Regions from separate parts of the Mus musculus genome. Here region 2 is linked to region 1. Evidence: chromatin loops called from intact Hi-C (ENCODE). Cell type or tissue: heart. All regions are shown on one strand.

Region 1 (5,000 bases):
TTGCTCTAGCCCTCTTACCACATAGATAGGAAGCCGAAGGAAGACTGAGGCAAGGAACTACACAGCATCTCCAATCTTAACACCATCATTTCCTGGGAGGGAAACGTGAAGCCTCTCATACCTGCATAAAGCTATGCTCGACAGGTATTAAAACCCTTTAATGCACGCATGCACTTTGAACCAGTTTTATTTCCATAATTTAATATTAAGAAAAAATAATCTATGGGAGCAAAGATCTAGCTACACATATTTTTTTCATAGCCTTAATTAATAATGGCAAGAATTAGAAGCATACTCAGTATTCAGTAGGGAAATGGTTTAATGAATTACAGTACACCCATGTTATATAATATTGCATGGCAACTTAGAAGAAAATTGCAGAATATTTAATAATGTGAAAAATGTTTGCATGTACTCCAGTTTAAAAGACCAACCTGGCCAGCACAATAGCTCAGGAAATAAAGGGGCTGGCAACAAAGCCAGAATGGCGTTATACAAATTATCCTCTGATATCTACCATGTTCCAAGTCATGCATACATCCCCACTCATAAACACATACACATACATAAAATAAATGAGTGTAAGAAAAAGAATATTAACCTGTGCCCCAAAGATCTGCTTTGTTAAAATCATGGTGAATTAATTGTATTTTCTATATTTTTTTCAATAAGTTAAGGTTATTTTCACACTTGATGTTTTTATTTGTTTCATTCATTTGTGGCTCTCTGGATTGAACCCAGGCCCTTGTGTCTGCTAGCCTAGGCTAGCACAACCGATTCTTTACATTTTAGGAAGAACAGCTTACTAGCATCTTTACAACAAAGTACTACTACATTTTGTCGGGGGGAAAAATAAGAAGATCCTGAAATTGAAGGCCTGTCCCTGGTCGTTATGAAATGACCTCTTGTCTTGTTTGCTACATATTGTGACTTGCCTGTTTATTTTATTTTCCAAAGTCTCACTAAGTAACCCAGGCTATCCAGAAACTCACTATGTACACCAGGCTAGCCTCAAACTCACAGAGGTCTGCCTGCTTCTGTCTCCCAAGTATTGGGATTAAAGGCATGCACCACTATGCATTTCTCCTTTATGTCCTAGTTTTAAGGCCCTAAAGGCCTTGGCACAGGACAGACCCCAGAGTGTTCCAGCTTTGTGACTATGCATGCATCTGAGCCTCTATGTTACTCTGCATTAGCACATTTAACTGATGACCTTAGCTGAGTCGCATTTTTTTAAAAGTCAAATTGACTTAGAGCATTGCTCATTAGATTTTAAGTACCAGATGATTCATCATTTACGGTAAATCTATTAGATAGATTACTCCGCAAGATTCACCACTGTCAGCATGGCAGGCCTGCCTGGAAATTAAGGATAAGAATGGAAATTGAAGGAGAGAGATTCCTATCTGCGATTTGAAATTTAAACTTAGACAGCTATGGCAAGCATCCGAGCCTGAGTCAGAGGGCCAGGGCATCTGCCACATGTCTGAGACGGTCCACTCTAATAATAGCCCAGGATCCCCTTTGAGAAAGGTGAATGCCTTGCTTCATAAGGAAAAGTAAAGCTTGCATGTTAAAATCCTTTAAGGAGCGTTTCTTTGCCCTTTAAAAAGACATTCACCGTGTAGCTGGGCTGCATATGTGATCCATGAAACTTAACAATCGTGGAGTCTCCGAGGGTTAAATATAGCTTCAAACCAACAACAGTTCGGCCGGGGGCCCTAGCTCACCAGATGTTATTCCACTAATAGTGAGTGATCTCACCCCTGCTGTGGATGGTTATTCATCTGGGAGAGAATAAGGAAAGTGAGACAATCATTACGTCACCTTTTCCTGTACATTACCCTCCCTGCAGCTAAGAAGGAAGCGTGCTGCTGAGGTAGACCGTGCTGCTGAGGTAGATCTGCACTAAGTCATGCTCTTGCAGGTCTGAGAGGAGGGACTTGCCTTTGGGAGGGTCGCCCTTGCCCGCTGGAGCACTTGGCAGTGAGCTGTAACCCTCAGCCTTGCTTCCAGCAGCTCACTCTTTTCTTCTCTTCCCTGAAGCAGCTATCTCACTGTCCTCAGATGGCCACTGGGGAGGCAGAGATGTTTCTAGAAGCATAAAAACTTCTGAATAATGGAGTAAACTTTTAAAATAACGCTCATGAGATCATGTCTTTTCTCGTTCGAATGACTCATCCGGGCTACCTATCAAGCCACAAGTTCAAGCTAGGATAAAATTAATATATAGATAATACTGTAAAAGGGGGCAAGCTATTATGCTATATTACATATGTAATAAAAATAAATATTACACTATGGAACAAATATCTGTCCACAGATATATGCATTTTTATCAAACCAAAAGCAGGACTGGAGAGACGGCTCAACTGATAAGAGCGTATTCTGCTCTCAAGTCAGATCCCATCACCCATGCTGGGTGGTCACCATGACCTGTGACTCCAGTTTCAGGAAATCCAACGCCCTCTTGTGGATTCCATGGACACTGCACCCATGTGCTCGAATCTAACACCCCCACCAACACACAAACACACATACACACACTCATACGTGCAACTTTTATGTAAAAAATAAAATAAAATAAATCAGGATCGTTAGAAAGCTCGTGTTTCTTAGTTTACAACTTTAACTCCCTCCTGAATTTTGTTTCAGCTCTCCTCGGAATACAGGAGCAAGTTGGCACCATGCAAATTAGCGAATGTTCTCAAAGGCCTCAGCTTTCTGCAAGGGGTTAACCGGACTTTGCCTTCCTCTTGTCTTACCCATCTTTCTTAGAATAGCGCTGCAAAGGAAAGGGGCAGTCACAAAGGACAGCAACTGGATGACTGACTGTGGGCTCCTGGCAACAAAGCCTCAGTTTCTCCTAAGCCCGTCCAGCCTCCTCAAGGCCACTGTGTTGTTGCCTCCCATGAAGGAGTCTGGTGGCTGAGAAAATATGCGCCCAAAGATAAAGACTTCACATTCTTAACTTCTGTTCTCTTCTCTCCTGTGCTGACCCCTGCTCTCTATCTGCCAACTTCCATACACATTTTCTTCCAAGAACACTGACAAGAGAAATAAGGTTCCTAGGCATGGCCCCCAGAGCCACCGCTTTCTCCATTTCCTCTAGATGCAAAGGTACCACTTGTAATATTAGAATAATGAGAGGACCAGGGAATGGTGAGGTGGCTCAGCTGTCGGGTTATGCCTGGAGTTAGACGCTGTCAGTGTGTGTGTGTGTGTGTGTGTGTGTGTGTGTGTGTGTGTGCATGTGTGTGTGTGCATAAATTTCTAGAATCATTTGTAATGAACTCTGAGAAATATTTTATTAGGTAGTAAGCTTTGAGTGATGTTTTTCTCATTCTTCTTAGTAGTTTCTATATTATAGTTGTATTTAAAACATACACAGATTTGTAATGGAACAAAGAGAAATACTAAAAGCCAATTTTAATTGGATCAATTACTATATTTTTTCAGAATAGATGCTGACCCAGATTCTATTTACCAACTCCAGAACAGTTCCCTTGGTGGGGAAATCACACCTCATCAAATCCCCACCCTTAGAGTCCCCTCCAGCTTCTCTCTGTGCTTGGCAAGGTGGCTTGCTTTGACCAATGGTGCTACAGTAAATATGCGTACACGGGGGTTTATACCAACACTTTCTGAGATCTTGTGTGAAGCTGGTGATTAACGAACATATTTCAGAAGACTTTCATGTTTCCCTTAGTTAATCGTGTGTGTGTGTGTCTGTGTGTGTGTCTGTGTATGAAAGACTGTGTCTGTGTATGTGAATGTGTGTCTGTGTGTGAGTGTGTCTGTGTGGAGTATCTGTGTGTGCCTGTATGTGTGAGTGTGCCTGTGTGTGTGTGCCTGTGTGTGTGTGCCTGTGTGTGTGTGCCTGTGTGTGCATTTGTGCCTGTGTATATGAGTGTGTATGTCTGTTTGTGTCTCTATGAGTGTATTGTGAAAATGTGCATCTGTGTGTGACTGTTTGCAGGTTTCTGTCTGTTGCGGGTTTCTGTTTGTGTGTGTCATGTGTATGTCTGTGTGTGTATGTATGTCTGTGTGTGTGCCTGTGTGTGAAGTTTTGTATATGTGTGTCTGTCTGTGTGTGTGTGTCTGTATCTGAGTGTGTCTGTGTGTGGGTTTGTATGTGTATGTCTATGTATAAGTGATCTTGTTTATCTGTGTATGAGTGTGTGTCTGTGTGTAAGTGTATCTTGTGTGGGGTATCTGTATGTGTGTGACTGTATGTGCGAAAGAGTGCCTGTGTGTATGTCTATGTATGTGAATGTGTGTCTGTGTGACTGTATTGTGAAAGTGTGTCTGCATGTGTTTGTGTATGTTTGTGTGTGAATGTGCCTGTGTATCTGTGTGTGTGAGTGTGTCTCTGTGTGTGTGAAATTCTGTATGTGTGTGTCTGTGTGTATGAATGGATCTGTATGTGGGGTTCTGTATGTGTATGTCTGTGTGTGTGAGTGAGCCTGTGTGTGTGTGTGTGTGTGTGTGTGTATGTGTGTGTGTGTGAGGATGTGAGCATGTGTGTGTCTGTGTGAGTATGTCTATGTGTATAAAAGAGAAAAGTCTAACACCTGTTTTACTCTTATTTTTAAACATTTTTAGAGTGAGTGAGTGACTGAGTGACTGAGTATGTCTTTGTGCCTGAGTGCTTATATGTGACCATGTGTGTGCAGGAGTCCCCAGAGACCAGAAAAAGTTGTCATATCATGTAGAACCAGAGTTCTAGGTTGTCGTGAACTGCCAGGTGGTGCTGGGAACTGACCCAGGTCCTCTGCAAGCACAGCAAATCCTCTTAATCACTGAGGCAGCTCCCCAAGTCATTTAAACCTGTTTGATTTACTGTTGCCTAAAGGTGCAAAAGAACTTCACAAAGCTCTTCATTAATTAAAAAGGCATGAATTAATATATTGGCACACATCAAAGTGAATATTTTTCTCAGTGGGTAAAATTGCAGGCCTCACTACACAGAGAGAGACTCTGACCCAATTCACCATATA
Region 2 (5,000 bases), 220 kb before region 1:
CCACTGTTTAGGGTTGCATTTTGTAGTTTCAGGGGAATAAGACATTCTCCCAATGGTGGGAGGCAGTAGATTCTGAAATTTTGGGGTTGTGAACCAAGTCTAGGAAAGAATATAAGGAGAAACAGTGACATTTATGTGGCTAGAAACTTTGACCTCAAATTGTTTTTTGTTTTTAATAAATTTTTAAAAATCCCCTTGGTGGAGCTGAGCAGTGGTTGGCACATGCACTTGGGAGGCAGAGGCAGGCAAATCTCCGATCAGCCTGGTCCACAGAGCGAGTTCCAGTGCAGTCAGGGATAAGAGGAATGACCAGCCCTATCCCAGGAAAACTGCACCAAGGTCACCATTTTCTCTTGTGCAGCCTCAGTTTCTAGCCATCTTGGCTGCATTCTCCCATGGCTGCCCTTGTGTGCACTGTTAACTCCCAAATCTTCTCTTCTGGTTACCTAAGCGTGCTGCTGCAGTTCCTGACATTATCTATCGGTGGGCTGGTAAGATGCCTCAGTGGGTAACGGTGTTGCCTGTCAATCCTGGAGACCTCACTTTAATCTCGGAAACCCACACCATGGGAGGACAGACCAAGCTACCCTCTGACCTGCACAGGCACACCATGGTACATATCCCACCTGCCTTCAAGAAACTGGTTTTAAGTTTACACACTTAGTTTTTCCCTTAATGTTTCCAGTTTTATGTACCCTTACTCTTCCAATTCCAAATCACTCAGCTCTCTTAGCAGTTCAGGTTCACGTCTTCATTTCAGTAATTTAGCTTTTGTATCAGGCAGAGAGCACTCAGAAGAGCACCATATCTTACTGATCTAAAATTTTAACATGCAAAGAAAAAAAATGACACATTTTTTAATCAAAGTAAGCAATAATGACAGGTTTTATTTAAAAATTTCCAGTAGAGAAAAACCCTGCTAGTGTTGGAATAAAAGTACTCGCTGTATAAGAGCAAAGGAGAATAAAAAAATTAACAGAAGAAAAGAAACCAAATAGTACAAAAAAAAACAAATCAAAATAAAACAAAAAACAAAAACAAAAACAAAAAAAACAACCTTTGAAATGGATTCCAATAGAGAGATCTTTAATCCTGCGAATAATGAACAGAGTTACCAGGTTTGGCAAACAATTTATTTGGAAATCAAAGCCTATGTCTGTACTGTAAACTCCATAAAAACTGCTCATTCAATTCAAGCTTTTCATATACTGGGTACTGAAACACGAAGCCAGTTGATTTGCGAACAGAAGGAATTACTCATCTGCTCTCACAGTTAGAGGAATTAACCAGCTGCTTAACTGTGCCGTGGAGCGGATAAGACAGAAGAAAAGAAGTCAGATAAAACTCTACAAAAACTGAAACACAGCAAATTCAGACACCAGCTTGTCTGTTTAAGGCAGCAAGCTGAGCTTTACGGTATAGTCTACATTTGCAGCCGTCGTTTTCTTCCCGACCCCGCCCCTCAGATACTCTGTAAACCCACTAGCCATTTAGACTATTCATAACCTCCAAATATTCTGTATATACATATTTAGCAAAGAGCATATGCCTGCCATCATTCTGACAGTAATACAGCCAGCATACAGTTTCAGAAAGATTACTATGCATGTCATAACGATTAACCTGTACTTTAAAAACAAACAAAAAACCCATTCATTTCTAAACAAGTAGTTTTAAAATATTAAGAAAACCCATGAGAAGATGATTCAACGTGGGCTCTGAGCCTGATGAAAGCCCACTTCAGAAAGACTATCAGCGCCAACCTTCTGCCAACACCCCACACAAAAGGATTGATTACAATCATTTTTTTCTTTTTTCCTAATAGATAATTTGTCCCTGGCTTGGCCATCTCTTTTTTTTTTAACTATACACAAAAGTCCTGCTGAAAGTCAGCATTTTAGTTGATTTTTACAACAGAATGTCACAATGTAAACTGAAAGGGTTCTTGCTATCAACCAAGGCTTGTCAGTTTCTCAATCCAATAGTTGGTCACAGAGGTCAAGTATTATCGTGGCTCCTTCGTCAGGTCTCCATCCTGTCTGACTTGTCCATCCTTCAAGTACATGCAAGGCTCGATAGTTTGCAAGAGACGGAAGCCACAGGTCTTTTAAGACACGGATGAAATAGGATTGTGGGGTGAGCCCATCTGGGTCAGAACCTTATCCAGCCACTGGAGAGGGCCATGCAGATGGATCTCAATCCAGCAGGGGGTGCTGGTAACATCCTGCCGGTGGTATTCGGCTCCCCAACCCTAGGCAAAAGAAAGCACACTGGGGATCAGTTAGCTCCTTAGTCTCAGTGATTCGGTACAAAGGTCAGATGATCGGTTTGTAGAAGCCTGCTTGGACTCATGGTAACATCTGACAAGAACAGCACACCACAAATGCATACATATGTAGTCGGTAAATGTTGGGATATATATTGAATACTCAAGTCCATCCTAGGACCCCCCAGATGACCCATTTTGTCAGGTATGGTGGGTGGCACACTTCTTTAGTCCCAGCAGGATGTCAGCCAGCCCTTTGTCTTCAAGGAACTCATTGTCTAAAGAGACAGACCTGCATATAACTGTAGCTGCTGAATGTTCAAACCCAGGGACACACACAACACAGGTGGAGTGCACACACCCAACTTTGTCTTAAAAGTTCTTGCTCAGATATATTTCTTAAAATTGCTAGAAAGAGGTATGTACCAGACCCTAGCAGCCATAACTCTTTGCAAACAAGGGTCAATCACAAGTTTGTGCTCTTGTTCACACCAACACCATTTTACTTTTTAAAATTTTTAAGATAGGGTCTCATTGAGTCACCCATGTTAGCTTCAAACTCAGTGTAGCCCAGACTGACTTTGAAGTCATTTGCAATCCTCCTACCGCAGCCTCTCACTAGTGCTAGGATTATAGGACAGCCGTTCACTCCTGGCTTTCATGGTGACCTCTACTGAATACTATTGTCCTAATTGATCATTCTGATACCATGTAGCAAGCCACCTTCCTGACCAGATGAATGATGGAGCCTGACACTTCAAGACAATGACTAGGTGTTGGGAAGAACTTTGGGGTACATAACTATCCTCCCTCCACTTTCACTTGAGACTGAAAGATCAAGAGATCTGTGTGGTTGACAGGTAGAAGAATTTAATCTTCCAGAGTGGGGAAGAAACAGAATATTAGTCTGTCTGACACGACCTCTACTGTCTGTATTCAGTGGTAAGGGGAGAATGTAGCAAGCGACTGCTCTAACAGGGCTCAGTGGTGGCATGTACTGCTTAGCATATGAGAGACCCTGGGTTTTATTCCCTCTGCCACAAAGATGGACAGAGGGGAACCAGGCATGGTGGCCCACACTTGTAATTCCAGCACATGGGAGGTAAGGCCTGAGGATTGGCATAAGTTTGTAGCCAGCTGGGACAGAATAGTGAGTTTCAGGCCAGCTGGGTTACAGAGTAAAACCCTGTCTGAAACACACACACACACACACATACACACACACACACACACACACACACACACACACACACACACACATATGGGTTAAGGAGATGGTTCAGCCTGCAGAGGGCTTGCCATGCAATCGCAAGGACCTGCACCCCAACACCCATTTCAAGAAGAAAACACTGCTAGAGGTGAATTCTTGGACAAAGGCGCTTACTTACTACGCAAGCCTAGCAACTCCTGCTCAGTCCCTGTGAGTCGCATTGCTGTTGCAGGACACCGTTTGAGTGTGGATTTATCTACGAACGCCTATCTGAGGCATCCAGGTCTCCGATACAAGCAATTATGAGCTGTGGGATGTGGCCGATGAGAACAGGATTCTGACCTTCTGTAAAAGCCATCTCTAGCCCATTGCCAGCTTTTTAGTAGATAGGATCTGTCCATCCCACACTCCCAGCCACATCCACGCTATCTTGCACAGATGCCATTCTTGTAAGCATTACATCCTTTCATGTCCCGTCCCTAATAAAGCCACAGGAAGCCGCATGCATCCTGGAGGCAGAGGCTTCAGATGTGTCTTTTCCCCTCTTTGTATTTTCTTTTTAGAATAATGATAAAGTATTTGCAGAAAGAAAAAAGTCAATAAATTTTGAATCTGCAGCTTTGGGCTGAAGAGAGGTCTTAACCGTTAAGAGAGGACCTGAGTTTGGTTCCAGGCATCCACGACTGCTCACAACAATCTACATCTCACTTCTGCTCCAAGAGATCTGACCCCCTCCTCTGACCTCCAGCAGCACACACACATTGCGCTCACACATACATGCACTAATAAAAGTAAAAACAAAACAAAACAAAAAACTTTAAATACCTTAGTGCAAAATTTTTTAAATGTACAAAAGTAACATTTAACTGTTAGTTGTGTAATCAGTAGGAAACAAATGCCAAGGAGACAGCTTACTGGAGCCAAAACTTCTTCAAGAATTCAATAATCACAGTCCATCAGGGACTTCAGGCATAATTACCAAAGCCCCAGTGAGAGCCAGTCCCATTTTACAGACCATGAGAAGGAGATCTGAGAACAGCCCCTGTGCCTCGACCACAGTTCAAACACCCCCACTCTCGAGAGTCCTCTCCCCCAAACGAAATCCACGTTGTGAAGTAGGTGGTAAATCACCTGAACCAAAATGCTAAGTCAAAAATTAAGTGGCACTTGTGAACAGTGAACAAGGACTGGCTCCTTGGTCACATTTGCACATAGTATACAGGCCAGTTTCTTTAAGGGGCACTAGTTTTTAATATTAAGGAGGTGCCACATTCAGCTAAGGAGGGGGCAGGATGCCTTTGATCTGGGGGAGGCCGAGCAAAGCAAGGCTCTGGAATCGCCCAGTGATGAACAAACCACTAAACAGGCCCTGCAACAAGCCACGGAGCTTCTGAAGACGGCACAGGAAAGACGACTGCCTGGTCCAAGTCTGTAATTAGCACTCTTCCTCACGGTGAAGTGGGATAAAGACTTATCTTGGAGACTTCAGAGACGAGCCAGTTGCTAGAGTGTGCTGCCATCAGA

What was found. Hi-C counts contacts between places; a loop is a spot of excess contacts. Peaks named below come from ENCODE experiments on the same cell type or tissue, not always from the same donor. Only the 100,000 strongest peaks of a DNase experiment are listed, where the experiment ranks them.
Region 2: it touches region 1 in a loop (2.3-fold over the local background); 2 of 42 quality-filtered maps call a loop at or near these places.

Annotation. Positions count from the first base shown.
Region 1 is chr8:79,560,403-79,565,402 of GRCm38, forward strand. No RefSeq gene overlaps it. Among named protein-coding and RNA genes, the nearest start is that of Otud4, 77 kb to the right of the region's middle. In heart, a CTCF peak has its summit at 2,476 (motif pointing left); a DNase peak (open chromatin) is centred at 1,779; H3K4me3 peaks cover 716 bases; H3K27ac peaks cover 2,006 bases.
Region 2 is chr8:79,337,542-79,342,541 of GRCm38, forward strand. It overlaps Smad1 (SMAD family member 1), which reads right to left. Exons shown (of 7, transcript NM_008539.4): 7 at 854-2,251. The coding sequence ends at 2,108. Among named protein-coding and RNA genes, the nearest start is that of Gm4890, 45 kb to the left of the region's middle. In heart, a CTCF peak has its summit at 2,205 (motif pointing right); DNase peaks (open chromatin) are centred at 2,190 and 3,910.